Regions from separate parts of the Homo sapiens genome. Here region 2 is linked to region 1. A link is an interaction called in ENCODE POLR2A ChIA-PET data of the cell type or tissue named here. Cell type or tissue: endothelial cell of umbilical vein. All regions are shown on one strand. Region 1 overlaps ATL2 (atlastin GTPase 2). Region 2 has its middle 17 kb from the start of HNRNPLL.

Region 1 (8,000 bases):
CAACCCAGTAACTTAGCTATTAGTCCCATTTCACAGAGAGGAAATGTGGATCTTCGAAGATGTTTTTTTAAAAATTATTTAAGATTCTACAGTTAAAAGGTAATGCATGCATCAAGATTTCTATCTTTTAAACCCATGCTGTTTCCACTATACCAAACTGCTATTCGATGTTATAGGATAATTCTTAAACAGATCAATCACTGTTCCCCAGTGATACAGCCATAGAAAGGAGACTCAAATCAGTCCACATAATGATGCTTATCATTTAAAATAAATCCCTAGTATTAGCTAATCGACTCTTATGAGTAAAAAACTACAAGCGCAGAATAAGAATAGGTTTAAAGGGCTTGTTTTTGCTTGGGAAAGGTGGATTCGCTAACATCTGGTATTTGAGATTTCTAGCTCCCTAAAGTTCCAGATTAAACTAGATGTTTAGGAAAAAACTAGAGCAACCAAAATAATCACAATTACAAATACACATAACCCTTCCTTACCAGACATATCACGGGGCAAAAAACTGCTTACTAAAGAATGGTCAACACATTTGTAATTCAATTATTTATCATGGGCCTATGACTGAGTTAATACTGTCAATATTTAATTAGCCACAGCCACACCGTACAACAGTGAGTCTCACACCCACTAGAGTTTAAGAACCATCTGGGTAACTGGCTCAGAATACAGATTCTTAGACCCCACCTCCAGAGTCTGATTCAGCTGATCCATGGAGTCCAGAAATCTACATTTTTAACAAGCACCCCACTAACCAGCACCATGCTAATTCTGACACAAGGGGTGAAAGGTCTAGAACTGGAGGTGCATAAATCTTTATTCTTTCAATAGTCACTGAACACCTACAACACAGTTCTGAGAACTACAGATTCAGTAGTAAAACAAAATTAAGAACAACAACAAAAATCCTGCCCTTAGGAGTTTACATCCTAAAGACAGAGCAATAGAAAACATATGTGTGATGTCAGCTAGTGTTAAGTGCTACAGAGAAAAGTAAAGCGAGCCAAGGGAAATGGAGGCAGGAGTTGTCATTGAAGACAGTAGTCACAGATAACTTCTCCTACAAGATGACATTTGAGCAAAGAACTGAAAGACATGGACATCTGGAGGAAAAGAGGAAAACATTATTAGTAACTTTCTCATCCCTCAAAATAATTCACTGTATGAAATAATTTTAGGTGTTGTAGCTTTTACTACAGAAGAGTGAAAAACACAGAGTGCCGACTATGTGCCTATTATCTCTTTAAACCTCAAAATCACTTTGTGGAGTAGCTATGAGTTTCCTTGTTTCCATAAAGGAGTACACTGAAGCTCAGATAAAGCAATCTGCGAGGATACACATTTTGTAAGTAATCAACTGAGGATGCACAACCAGGTCTTTCTAATTGTCAAAATGCATCATCCTCCAACTAAGCCAAACTGTTAGCATCTTTATTATCAAATGAGCATGTCTGCTGAATAAACTCAGATCTGAATTCTTATATGCTCAGTACTTCTAGAAACCTGAAAAAAGCTACCAAAAATACAAGTTGTTTATTAAAAAGGTGGGGGGGGGGGTTATTTATCATCTTTATAACAAATCTTGGCATACAGCTATTTTTCCAAAAATTCCCTAGTTAATATGTATTTATACAGTCAGCAAATCATTTACACAGTCTCCCAATATTTGGGGAACAATTTTTTCTTCATAAACTTTCTAGAAGGGCAAGTATTAAATTGCATACCTTTAAAATATAAGATGCAATAAAAGTATATTTGCCCATCTTTGGCAAGATAAGCACATATATTTAAATATAAGTAAATGTGTAACTCACTGTTTCCTATTCACCAACTCCAACAATTCTCAGGACACCTACTATCCAATCTGTCATGAATTACGAGGAAGACCTCCCATCCTACCTACTTCACACTGGTAACTAGAGAGCAAGGCACTATACTAGACAGAAGTATAATTCAATAATAACAGTCTTTACTCTTAACGGTTCTAACACAAAAAGTATAAAAGGATACTGTAAAATAAAGGAAATGCTATTTGAGTACAAAAGTAGCCCTTTTTGGATTATCTAAACTAGGGTTATCAATAAAGACATTCTGAAGACGGCTGCACCTCTTAAGCCCTGAGGATCAGATTAAGGCTAACTTTAAAAATGTAGTCTAGGCCGGGCACAGTGGCTCACGCCTGTAATCCCAGCACTTTGGGAGGCCAAGGCAGGCAGATCATGAGGTCAGGAGTTGGAGACCAGCCTGACCAACATGGTGAAACCCTGTCTCTACTAAAAATACAAAAATTACCCGGGCGTGGTGGCGGATGCCTGTAATACCAGCTACTCAGGAGGCTGAGGCAGAAGAATCACTTGAACCCGGGAGGCAGAGGTTGCAGTGAGCCGAGATTGTACCACTGCACTCCAGCCTGGGCAACAGAGTGAGACTCCATCTCAAAAAATAAAATAAAATAAAATAAAAATAAAAGTATAGTCTGAGAATGTTGGACATCAACCCTGAGGAATACCACTGACAATTTCAGAGCAGAGGAGAGAGAGTCAAAGCTGTGTTGCAGAGATAAACTCAAAGTGATGAGTAAGAAGTGTAATGCGCAAATCAGATATAAGGCAATTTCAAGAGCCCGAATATAAAGTGAGAAGCCCAAAGTCAAGAGGTGACAGTAAAAATGGAAGAGCTAGTTCTTAAACATCATTCTCTGTGGCCTTAGGCCAAATTATTCCATATTTGTTATATGAAACACTCACTTTTCTTACATGCCTTATAAAACGACAATGTACTACATTCCTATTTCCGGAAGTATTTTTAGTACAATGACTCTAAGAGCTCCAAGATTTTGTAGCACACGGATCAAGAATTAATCGAAAACACAGAAGGTTTCCTTGACTCAGGCATATAGTTTAAGAATTCTCTTTTAGGCTCAAAAAATAACTTTGTTGGCTAGGCACAGTGGCTTGCGCCTGTAATCCCAGCACTTTGGGAGGCTGAGGCGGGTGGATCACGAGGTCAGGAGATTGAGACCATCCTGGCTAACACGGTGAAACTCCGTCTCTACTAAAAATACAAAAAATTAGCCATGCGTGGTGGCACACGCCTGTAGTCCCAGCTACTAGGGAGGCTGAGGCAGGAGAATGGCGTGAACCCGGGAGGCGGAGCTTGCAGTGAGCTGAGATCACGCCACTGCACTCCAGCCTGGGGTACAGAGCGAGACTCCGTCTCAAAAAAAAAAAAAAATTACTTTAAGAGTTGTAAAGTATCAAGCCATAAAAGAACTCTGAAATTTGGGATAGCCAGTTAGCAAGGGAATCATACACACACACACACACACACACACACACACAAATACACACACACACACACACACAAATACACACACACACAAATTTAGAATATTTAAATTTAGAATAGACACTTAGATCGAATAGGGCTACTATGACAAATTTCAAAAAGCTTTAAGCCAATACTCTGGAAATTTAGACACTAAGTTCCATTCTGCCACATCTCTCTACCTCAGATGACTGTTACAGCAGCAGTTTAAAAAAAGAGAAGGCCGGGCACAGTGGCTCACACCTGTAATCCCAGCACTTTGGGAGGCCGAGGCAGGCAGAACACCTGAGGTCAGGAGTTCAAGGCCAGCCTTGGCAACATGGTGAAACCCTGTCTCTACTAAAAATACAAAAAATTGGCCAGGAGCAGTGACTCACACCTGTAATCTTAGCACTTTCGGAGGCCAAGGTGGGTGAATCACGAGGTCAGGAGTTCGAGACCAGCCTGCCCAACATAGTGAAACCCCATCTCTACTAAAAATACAAAAAAATTAGCCAGGCGTGAGGGCGGGTACCTGTAGTCCCTTGGGAGTAGCTACTTGGGAGGCTGAGGCAGGAGAATCACTTGAACCCTGGAAGCAGAGGTTGTAGTGAGCAGAGATCATTCCTGGGTGACAGAATGAGACTCCATCTCAAAAAGAAAAAAATTCGCCAGGTGTGGTGGTGTGTACCTAAAATCCCAGTTACTCGGGAGGCTGAGGCAGGAGAATGGTTTGAATCTGGGAAGCAGAGGTTGCAGTGAGCCAAGATCGCGCCATTGCACTCCAGCCTGGGCGACAAGAGCTAAACTCTGTCTCAAAAAAAAAGAGGTAAGTATTCACTCAAATTCCAGACTTGGCTCAATACAGACAAAATTCCTACTACAAGAGCAGCCGTGAAAAGAAGGGAATGGTGCCAAAAGGAGACAAATAAACACCCCTCCAACTAGATAAAATGTGACTAATTTGAAAAAAAAAAAAAAAACAAAGATAAAGTCAGAGCTTCGCACTATACTCTCCTTTTGTCCCCTCTTAGTTTGGCAATTTGAGGGTACATGACAGGATTCCTTGTAGTAAATAAACACACACGCTCAAAAACAGGATGAAGGAAGGAGATGTTAGCACAGTTTTTAAGTTGCATTTTGAGCTCCTCAGATAATTTTTCCAGGAATTATCCAGTTACTTAAACCAATTATTTGCTCTATTTGGCTACAGGAAAATAGCCCCATTCCTTTTTTTATTAAACATACTCTAATACCATTTGGTCTTTCAGTTGCCTCTATCTAATTGCTTTTAAGTATTTTTTAAGCATCTCTTTTAGATTGAAAATTCTCAGAAATCAGGGTCAAATGTTTAAATTATGTCATAAAAAGTTACCAAAATACTGCCTATCTTTTTTATCTTCAAACCAGTGGCATAGCCTACACTTTGCTCTCTAAGATCTACCCATTCTTCAAAGCACGACAAAGCCTCCCTCTTCCATGAAGTATTCCTCAACAACTCTAGCACACGGCAATTTCTACTTCAGAACATATAAGCTTAACGATAAACTTAACTCACAAATATGCATAAAGTCTCTATGATCTACGTGAAAGCTTAGAACAAGCATCTGTCTACATTATTTTTTGTAGGTATTCACTATAAGCAGCTCAAAAGCCCTTTTATAAGGTAGGTACACAGTATGTCAACTAAAACTATCAAGGGAAAAAAGCTAATTATTTGTCTAAGTATGGTCCTCTATTTGCCTGTCCCATTCCGGCCTCTAGTCCCAAAAGAAAACTAACCCCAGCCCCTTCATGTCCTACCCTCAAGAGAAGAGATGATAACTTTGTGCACTTAGTACATGCCAAACACTTTAAGACATTATCTTTATTACTATTATTATTTTTTTTAGCAACAGAGTCTCACTATGTCGCCCAGGCTCAGCTCCATCCTGCAGCCTCAGCCTCCCAAAGTGCTGGGATTAAAGGCACGAGCCACCGCACACAGCCAAGACATTATCTTTTAATCTTAGAACTTTTCAGGTAGGTTTTTTTTTAGGTTTTAAGAAACTAAAACTTATTTGTAGAGATCTGAACCTAGCTTCTAAGCTTGCTTTTCTTCTACCACGCTACTAGGCACTGAAACAGATGCCCACTCTCCGACAATAAAAAGAGATACGAATAAACAATCAATATATGATTAACAATTTAAGGCCGGGCGCGGTGGCTCATGCCTATAATCTCAGCACTTTGGGAGGCCAAGGCGGGCAGATCACGAGGTCAGGAGATCGAGAACATCCTGGCTAACACGGTGAAACCCCGTCTCTATTAAAAATACAAAAAAAAATTAGCCGGGCATGGTGGCGGGCGCCTGTAGTCCCAGTTACTACAGAGGCTGAGGCAGGAGAATACCATGAACCCGGAAGGCGGAGCTTGCAGTGAGCCACTGCACTCCAGCCCGGGGAACAGAGCAAGAATCCATCTCAAAAAAAAAAAAAAAAAAAAAACCGCCCATTTAAAACAACTTTTTTTTTTTTTTTGAGACGGAGTTTCACTCTTTTCACCCAGGCTGGAGTGCAATGGCGCGATCTCGGCTCACTGCCACCTCCGCCTCCAGGGTTCAAGTGATTCTCCAGCCTCAGCCTCTGGAGTAGCTGGGATTACAGGCGCTTGCCACCATGCCCAGCTAATTTTTGTATTTTTAGTAGAGATGGGGTTTCACCATGTTGTCCGGGCTGGTCTCGAACTTCTGACCTCAGGTGATCCTCCCACCTTGGCCTCCTAAAGTGCTGGGATTACAAACGTAAACCACCACGCCCGGCCTAAAACAACTTTTTTTTTTTTTTGAGGAGTCTCGCTCTCTCTCCCAGTCTGGAGTGCAGTGGCGCAATCTCGGCTCACTGCAAGCTCCACCTTCCGGGTTCACACCATTCTCCTGCCTCAGGCTCCCCAACAGCTGGGACTACAGGCGCCTGCCACCACGCCCGGCTAATTTTTTGTATTTTTAGTAGAGATGGGGTTTCACTGTGTTAGCCAGGATGGCCTCTATCTCCTGACCTCATGATCCACCCACCTCAGCCTCCCAAAGTGCTGGCATTACAGGCGTAAGCCACCGCACCTGGACTCTAAAATAAGGACTTTTTTTTTTTTTTTTTAATTTGAGACGGAGTTTCACTCTTGTTGCCCAGGCTGGAGCGCAATGGTGCAATCTCAGTTCACCTCAACCTCCACCTCCCAGGTTCAAGCGATTCTCCTGCCTCAGCCTCCCTAGTAGCTGGGATTACAGGCATGTGCCACCACGCCCGGCTAATTTTGTATTTTTAGTAGAGGCGGGGTTTCTCCATGTTGGTCAGGCTGGTCTCGAACTCCCCACCTCAGGTGATCCGCCCGCCTTGGCCTCCCAAAGTGCTGGGATTACAGGCATGAGCCACTGCACCCAGCCATAACAACTTTTTAAAAGCACTCCAATAGCATGCCTAAAGACTAAGACTACCACTAATAAGTTCAAAAAAATTGCCAATTTATTTAAGAAAAACATGAAAGAAACCAACACACACAATTCTCACCAAAAAAATACAAAATTAAAAAGCAAATATGAAAAATAATTTCCTGCATGCAAACAGGCTTTTACAAAACAATAAAAGAAATACTGGGAAATGCTCAAAAAATATTAAAAAGCAATTAATAAAAAGAAGTCAGAGCTGGGCACAGTAACTAACGCCTGTAATCCCAGCACTGAGAGGTGGAGGTTGGAGGATCGCTTAACCCCAGGAGTTCGAGACTAGCCTGGGCAACATAGTGATACCTCATCTCTAAAAAAGTAAATAAACTAATTCACATTTTCAATTTCCATATCACTATTCCAACATCAACTACAATCAAAAAATTGCAAATTAAACTGTAATATGCCCATTTTTACCTATATGTTGGCATTTATTTTTAATTAACACCCACTGTGAACAAAGATACTTGCAAACAAGCACAAACCTAACCCTGATGAATAAATGGGTAAAACCTTTCTGAATGGATCTAGCTTTTTCTTGAAAATGTACATGTCAGGCCAGGTGCAGTGCCTCACACCTGTAATCCCAGCACTTTGGGAGGCCAAGGTGGGTGGATCACCTGAGGTCAGGAGTTCAAGACCAGCCTGACCAACATAGTGAAACCCCCATCTCTACTAAAAATACAAAATTAGCTGGGCGTGGTGGCACATGCCTGTAATCCCAGCTACTTGGGAGGCAGAGGCACGAGAATCAGTTGAACTCAGAAGGTAGAGTGAGCCGAGACTGCTCTACTGCACTCCAGCCTGGGCGACAGAGTAAGACTCTGTCTCAAAGAAAAAATAAATAAATTTTTTTAGTAGAGACGGGGTTTCACTATGTTGGTCAGGCTGGTCTCGAACTCCTGACTTTGTCATCCACCCGCCTTAGCCTCCCAAAGTGCTGGGATTACAGTCGTGAGCCACCATGCTCGGCCAATTTTTTTTTTTTAATTAGCCAGGCATGGTGGCACACACCTGTAAGTCCCAGCTACTCAGGAGACTAAGGCAGGAGGTTCACTTGAGCCCAGAAGGTGGAGGCTGCATATTTGAGACCCTATCTCAAAAATAAGTACATAAATAAAAAATAAAAATTAAAGTGCTGATAAAAAGAAAACAGCAATTTATGAAGATGCTATTAATAGCCATCTTGAAAAAATTCTAA
Region 2 (8,000 bases), 250 kb after region 1:
ACACTGGATTTGAGTAAGAATTTAATGTATGTTTGGCGTCAATGGGAAAGTTACTTAAAATATTTTGACAATTCTCAATTTTATTTTTAAAAATGTATTAAGGATTACAGCGTCTAACATTCGCAGAATGTTCTACCGTGTTCATTCTCTCATTTAGTGAATTTGAGCACAAGAAATAGAGCTTCAGTTGTGAACATGTGCTGAGTAACATAAGTAGGTAATATAGAACAAAGAGTGTAGGCTACTCTAACACTGTAGGGTTGGGAAAGAATAAAATTGTCAATATTCAAATGGCCATTCTATTCCTTGCTCCGGTAGAACAGGTGATTTTAAACTGTTTTAGAAAGTCTCAATAATATTATTCTACAAAGCAATATATCTGAGAAGTGGGTAACCCAGTGCCTAAACCTTGCCAGAGAGGCAGATGTAGATGGTTGACAATCACCCTTTCCTGTTCTGAGGCATATATGTGATTCCATAAATAAGTGCAGGGGTATTTGATGCTTGACTTGGAGAGCTATGCCTGGAGGCTTGGGGGAATTTGGAGGCTGAGGAAGAAAGGAAAAGGTAAAAGGCTATGAGCAAGAATCTCAAGAGAGTGGAGAGAAAAACATGGCCTCTCGGCTCTTCCACCTTTACTCTACCCCAACCCGTTTGGTCCTGTGGACCCAATTAGGTCTTTATGAAGATCAGTGTTAGAAGACAAAGGAACTTTCTCATGCCATATTGTCAGATTCAGCATGTACAGCACTGAGACCCAGGTAATAAAGGGTAGAGTGGGCTGGAGGCGTTGCCTTCATTTCTACACAGTGGGAGCAAAGCAGTCCACCAAGTGCTGTGAAGCACAGGGCAGCAGAAAATCAGAAATTACAGGAAGGGCCCCATCAACAGGGCCAGCGCCTCCATCCAACAGATTTGGAACAAGGGACTTCTGCCAGGAGACTGGACCTTCATAGGAACATGAGCAGACTTGTTCCTAAGGACATACAGGAAACTTGCTCACAACTCCCAGATTAACTGGTGGAGATTTTGTGAGGGGAAGTTATTGAAACCTTTCAGTTAGGCATTTAGTGTTATTATGACTTTTTTTGGTTTCCATGGGTTGACTAGGTATGGGAACATTCCAACTACCTCTGATTTACAAAAAAAAAAATACACCACCAATTCCCAGTTTTATATTTCACAGGTGTCCCTCACTTTAAAAATAAGTATTTCATAAAAGTTCGCTATAAATAAGATGTAAAGCAAATTCTATTTTCTCATAGGTAGACATTTTTAGGTAAAATTTACATAAGCAGTCATCATTACATTATTTTTCAATGGACAAAAAATTCCAATAAGTGGATCAAAAACTTTTGATAATGAAGGACAGTGAGATGAAGCCTAGCTCAAAGTAGGCTGGGCACTGCAAACCAATAGAGACACATCCCCGACTCTAAAAGTATTCCTCCACCATTGGCCACTGCCGTGGTCACAGTTACCAGATTGTCAAGTTAATATTATGAAGCTATGAAGTAACAGTGTAATAGCATCACTTCTGCAGGTACTATGATCATTACTCTGAATTAAAGTTCACTTAAAGCTACATAGAACAAATCAGTTCTGTGTCCATTCTGAAAGTTTAGAATGTTTTATATTGAATGAGGTGATCTGTGTTAGGGGCTATGCTAGCCAGCACACAAGGGCAAGATTCTAATCCATCGGTGGTAAGTGAACCTGTAATGGACAGCTCTCATTTTTAATAGCCAGGTTCCTCCTTCTTATGATAGAACTCTCTTTCCTGTGAGGAACCCGATCCATGTGTCTCAGCTGGAGCTGAACTCTCACTTGGGGCTACACAGCCATCATCACAAGAGTAGGCAAGTGACCCGACAAAGCCAACCAGAGTTCCCCATTTCCCTAGTCTGCTTGGTTGTTCCAGAGAGATATATGTGACCAAGTAGAACATATCAGAATCAACCCCAGGAGTTTTTTGTCAGAGCTATTGGGAAAGACTGGCTCTTTTTACCAGATTTACTAAGCTAAGAACATAGGAGCCTGGGATTGGAGAAGCTCAGAATGAAGCTGCAAGAGGTAAGCAGAGCTAGGAGACAGAAAAACAGCCCTAAAGACATCATCTGAGCCCCTGGATCCCAGTTCTGTCTGAAGCTGGTTCCACATTGACTCTTTTTTTCTCCTACCATCCACTCAGGAACAGTAGGCTTCATTGCTCCAATCCAGACCAGTTTCCCAAGGTCATCAGGAGTAGAGACTCCCAGCATTTCCCAGTTCTGGGTTCCTGGGGTTTCTTCCAGGCAGTGGTGCCAACAAAACAACTGGTGGGACAATAAGAATACACAAACACACAATTCACTGTCTTTGTTAACTTTGACCAAAGTCAGGGCGAGAGACAACAGTTGGAAGTACCTACAATCACTATCAAGCCTGCAGAGTCTAACTAAACCTTTTTATGTAACATAAATTGTTTTCCTTCTGATATTATTCTTCTATTTATTTTATTTTATTTTATTTTAGACAGGGTCTCACTTTGTTGCCCAGGCTGGAGTGCAGTGGCAGGATCTCGGCTCACTGCAGCCTCCACCTCCTGGGTGCAAGTGATCTTCCCACCTCAGCCCGCCAAATAGCTGGGACTACAGGTGCACACCACCTTGCCTGGCTAATTTTTTTGTATTTTTTGTAGAGGCAGGGTTTCATCATGTTGCCCAGGCTGGTCTCAAACTCCTGAGCTCATGCAATCAGCCCACCTTGACCTCCCAAAGTGCTGGGATTACAGGTGTCAGGCACGGTGCACCCAGCCAATATTATTATTTTATCGGTGGCACAAATCACTTTCAAAGCTCCACTCCAGATAGTCCCCCAAGGTTCAGTTAGCTAGACCACCTATAGTTTTGCCCCTAATTGTTGTTGACTTTATTCAATGTGGTCTTTGTCATTATCATAAAGAGGGTGTGCTATTGTCAGAACTGGAAGGGGAGCAAACAGCACACCACAACTTGAATGGAACTTGAATCATACCAGGTGAAATTCCCATGGATTCTTGGCTCCCTTTGCATTTGTTTTCACATAAACATTCTGCAATTTCTGCCAATTTGTGTCCTTGCTTTCTCTCCCTTTCTAAAACTTCTGGCTGACAGGTTCACTTTGCCCTGAATTTACTGATTTAACTCATTTTACTTCTACTAACTAACCTAAGGAGCTTTTCTTCCTCCTACATAATAGATTCACGCTCTGAATTTCTCCTTTAGATCAAAAGTGTCCATTCAACTTGAACCACCCACTTTAGTGAACCAATAAATTCCTCTTTTGGAATTCCTCTTTTGTAATCCTACCTGTTTGGGTAGGATTTCTTTCACCAATAAGTGATTTGAGCTCCTGCCACAATCCGCTGAACTATTCAATTCTTCTCAGGGGTTTTCATTCCTACAGCCAACTATTGGGATGCTACTATGGTTTGAATCTGTTTCCCAATATTCATGTGTTGGAAACTTAATTTGCCATTGTAACAGTATTAAGAGGTGGAGTCTTTAAGATATGATTAGGCCCTGAAAAAAATGTTATCTCAGGAGTGGGCTCCTGATAAATAGATAAGTTTGGCCCCCATCCTGTCTGTTTGTCCTGTGTGCTTGCTTGCCCTTCTGCCATGGTTATAACACAGCAAGAAGGCCCTCATAAGATGCAGACCCCCCAACATTGGACTTCTCAGCCTTCAGAACTATAAGAAATAAATTCATTTTCTTTATAAATTACCTAGTCTGTTATATTCCATTACAGCAACATAAAACAGACTAGGATAAATGCTCACTACCGTACATTCTGGGATTCAAAATAAAGTTAACTAGAAAAAGGAAGGAAAACATGGTAGAGTGACCACACTTCTGTGCCTCCTCCCAAACACCAGTGACACAATAGTAAAGGAATACACAGAAAAGAGGTTTTAGCCCCCAGCCACAAGTTGGAGAAGAAACAAGAACAAAGAATATTCAACAAACTTAGGGAAGATGGAAAGTGAATGGAGAAGTAAAAATGACTTAATAGGATAGAGGAAGTGGAAATCTAAGCATCTTGGCGGGGAATTTCAATGAGTAATGAGCTGTAAAGAGTCTCAGTGCTTGCAGGCAGCAAGAGCCACAGAAGGTAGAAGTGAAGCTGTGACTCCAAGATTATTAAGATTGGAGGGCTACATGTGTGGGAAATGGTTGGACTTCCAGTCTCCTCAACAACTCTCAAGCAGCCAGACCCCTCTCTGCTCACTACCCCAAAAGAGAATGGAGGTTCATATTCTGATTAACCCAGCAGTCTCTGAACTTGAAGATTAAGCTACATGCAGGACAAAATGAGTTACAGACCTGAAAACTGTAGTTTCATGTAAGAGACTATGTACCGAACTGTGAACATGTCAGGCATGTCCCTTTCCTGCTCTCAAAATGCCAGTAACCAAGCATGTACCTACCCCCACCCCGTGCCCCACCACCACCAAACCTAATCAATCCTCTGGAGAAACTGGATAGTCCGAGAGAAAAGGCCTTCAGGCTCTGACATTACAGGGTTCCCCAATAATAAAGCTGGTCCACCATCTAATCATCCTACAGAAAAGCCCTTTAGGCAACACACATTGCCAATGCACCCAGAGTTTCCAAAGAGGCTTTTTAGGAGGCACTCTTAAAAATAATAGCCAGCCAAGGATCCCAGACATTTCAAAACGGTCTGCAACATGAAACACAAATACCAAAATAAACAGAGAAAAATGGAATTCAGATGTTAGAAACCAGAGAGTTCTTGACCCTGGAAAGAGTAAAGTCAAGTTACAATCACTGTTTGTGAAGCTGTTTGATCAACAGAGTTAGTGCTGCTATGGCTACAGTCTCATATCGCCAAGGATAACATTCAACTACAAGTAACAGAAAACCAGACTACAATGGCTTAAACAAACAGCCGTTTATTTTTGTGACATAACAAGGAGTTGGAGGTAGCAGCTGCAGGCATTGATTCAATATCTCAATCGTGGCAGAAATGGCACCTCTGTAATTTTCCACTCTTTTCTTCAGGGTCCAAGATAGCTGTTGCAGTTTCAGGAATCACATATATATTGTTCAAGGCCACAGAGGGAAAAAAGAAGGCAAAGATGGTACCAACTATATCTTTCTTTATTGTATCATCTTATTGGCCAGAACCATGTCACGTGGCCCCCGATTTGGCTGGAAAAGTTCGTATCTATACCAGGAACTGCCATTGCTGCCCTAATAAAATTAGAATTATCTCAACAAGAAAGAAGTGGGAAATGGTCACTAAACAGGTAACTAGCAGTGTCTATCACAGTCTTCAAAACAAATTGTTGTTCTCTGGAATTTATACTTTCATAAGATCATAAGTGATTTTTAGGTGGTGATATAGAAGAAAGACCTGGAAAATGTTGATGAAACTAAAGGTAGAGATTCTGGTGTTTTATCTTTCAGATGACAAACTTTAGCCTTTTTATAGCTGACATCACTTAAATGTCTTTCCTGTAACAAAGACCAGGAAGAAGCCACAGTACCACAAAAATATGAGGCTATAAAGAGATGGAATTCAACCTAGATGACCATCAGTGGTGGACTGGTTAAAGAAAATGTGGTAATATACACCCTGGAATACTATGCAGCCATAAAAAAGAATGCAATCATGTCTTTTGCAGCAACATGGATGGAGCTGGACACCATTATCCTAAGCAAATTAACTCAGGAACAGAAAACCAAATACTGCATGTTTTCACTTAGAAGTGGGAGTTAAACATTAAGTATACATGGACATAAATAAAGGAACAACAGACACTGGAGCCTCCTCGAGGGTGAAGAGTGGGAGGAGGGTGAGGATCAAAAAACTACCTGTCGAGTACTATGCTTATTACTTGGGTGAGAAAATAATCTGAACACCAAACCCCTGTGACATGCAATTTACCCATGTATAAAACCTGCACATATACCCCCTGCAGCTGGAATAAAAGTTGGGGGGGAAGAAGGGACATATTTTAAAGGGAGCGAGAACTTTAGAAATTAACAAATAAATGCTCACAAAATTGAAAAAAAAATATATATATGGCATTTCTATAACATTTTCCAGCCATATTTCCTACCTCTAATTTCAGTTTTGGGTTTCTACACACCTTCTTGTATGTGGTAAATGTTGGCTCACCAATGGCATCAAGAACAGCACCACCACAATTGCTGTAAGAATTCTCGGCAGGGCGCGGTGGCTCACGCCTGTAATCCCAGCACTTTGGGAGGCCGAGGTGGGCGGATCACGAGGTCAGGAGATCAAGACCATCCTGGCTAACACGGTGAAACCCCGTCTCTACTAAAAATACAAAAAAATTAGCTGGGCGCGGTGGCGGGCGCTTGTAGTCCCAGCTACTCGGAAGGCTGAGGCAGGAGAATGGCGTGAACCCAGGAGATGGAGCTTGCAGTGAGCCCAGATAGCGCCACTGCAGTCCGGCCTGGGCGACAGAGCGAGACTCCGTCTCAAAAAAAGAATTCTCATAGGTGAATATTTGCATTTAATATCTACGGTATGTTCCAACGTAGCTATAAGAAGTATACTATAGACTCAAATGAGAACATTACACATCATTATGCACCAACAGTTCCCATACTCATGTCCGGTATAACCTTATTCCAGTTAGAATTCCAAATGCAGAGATCTTTGTTTTGCTTCTATTAACAGTGCCTGGAATAGTGCTGGAACACAGTAGGGCTCAATGAGTATTTGTTGAATGAATGACTGAATCTCTTCAGTCATTTCCCTTTTCTCCTTACTTCCCTATTCCACCTCCCGCTTCTTTTGCAGAAGAAAACCACAACATGTCTGACATGTGAGGGCCTTGACCACAAAAGATAGAATTGTTCCCTACTTCTCATTATATGCTATAGTATTTTCACATTGTGCAGCCAGCAAAATAGTATTACCAATCACCTGCAGATCGTTGAATGTCTAGAATTTTAAAATTATACCTAAAAGATATGATGAAGAAAAATAATTTGCATAGGCTTTACCTCTGCTCCTAGTATGTGTAAAAAGCATATTGTTATGGTTGTTTGTGAATGGATTCTTCCTGATCTGTGTCACAGGCAAATGCTCCTGTGTTCTTTAGGGTATAGTTTTAAGGAGCAGGGAGTGAGGTGGTCAGGATAGGATGTGTTTGCAAGACCGAATACAACACAAGTCTGAAGCAGGACATTTTTAAGCAGCCATTTTGATGTAGCCAGGTCAAAATGGCCCTGTATAAGCGTAAAATCCCGGTTTTTTTTTTTTCAGTGCAGGTAATGGATTCAACAGACATTCTTGAATTTAGTTCACCTCCTATCAGCACTATCACTAAGGTACTACCTACAAATTTAATGAGGTTTTTTTTCTAAACTGAGAATAATGGAATCTGTTTGGCGTGTGTGTGTATTTTTCTCTCCAACCAGAGTCTAATGTATATAAGATCAAGGATAACGTAATCAGGAGGTCTACAGAAAGCAGGCTGTTCATCCTCTAGTGTAGAACAGTTTAAAAACTCCATTTAGGCCGGGCGTGGTGGCTCACGCCTATAATCCCAGCACTTTGGGAGGCCGAGGCAGGCAGATCATGAGGTCAGGAGATCAAGAACATCCTGGCTAACATGGTGAAACCCTGTCTCCACTAAAAATACAAAAAATTAGTCGGGCCTGGTGGCGGGAGCCTGTAGTCCCAGCTACTCGGGAAGCTGAGGCAGGAGAATGGGGTGAACCTGGGAGGCGGAGGTTGTGGTGAGCCGAGATCACGCTACTGCACTCTAGCCTGGGCGACAGAGCGAGACTCCATCTCAAAAAAAAAAAAAACACACACACACCATTTTAAAAAATTTCTCTGGCACAGTGGCTCACTCCCATAATCCCAGCACTGTGGGAAGCTGAGGCGGGTGGATCACGTGAGGTCAGGAGTTCAAGACCAGCCTGGCCAACATGGCAAAACCCCGTCTCTACTAAAAATACAAAAATTAGCTG

Evidence for each region. Peaks named below come from ENCODE experiments on the same cell type or tissue, not always from the same donor. Only the 100,000 strongest peaks of a DNase experiment are listed, where the experiment ranks them.
Region 2: POLR2A ChIA-PET joins it to region 1 with 8 read pairs; 2 of 35 experiments call an interaction of 5 or more read pairs at or near these places.

Annotation. Positions count from the first base shown.
Region 1 is chr2:38,361,813-38,369,812 of GRCh38, forward strand. All of the region lies in intron 1 of ATL2 (atlastin GTPase 2), which reads right to left. Among named protein-coding and RNA genes, the nearest start is that of ATL2, 11 kb to the right of the region's middle. In endothelial cell of umbilical vein, no CTCF peak of the experiment used is centred here; a DNase peak (open chromatin) is centred at 4,239.
Region 2 is chr2:38,615,609-38,623,608 of GRCh38, forward strand. No RefSeq gene overlaps it. Among named protein-coding and RNA genes, the nearest start is that of HNRNPLL, 17 kb to the left of the region's middle. In endothelial cell of umbilical vein, no CTCF peak of the experiment used is centred here; a DNase peak (open chromatin) is centred at 4,873; H3K27me3 peaks cover 149 bases.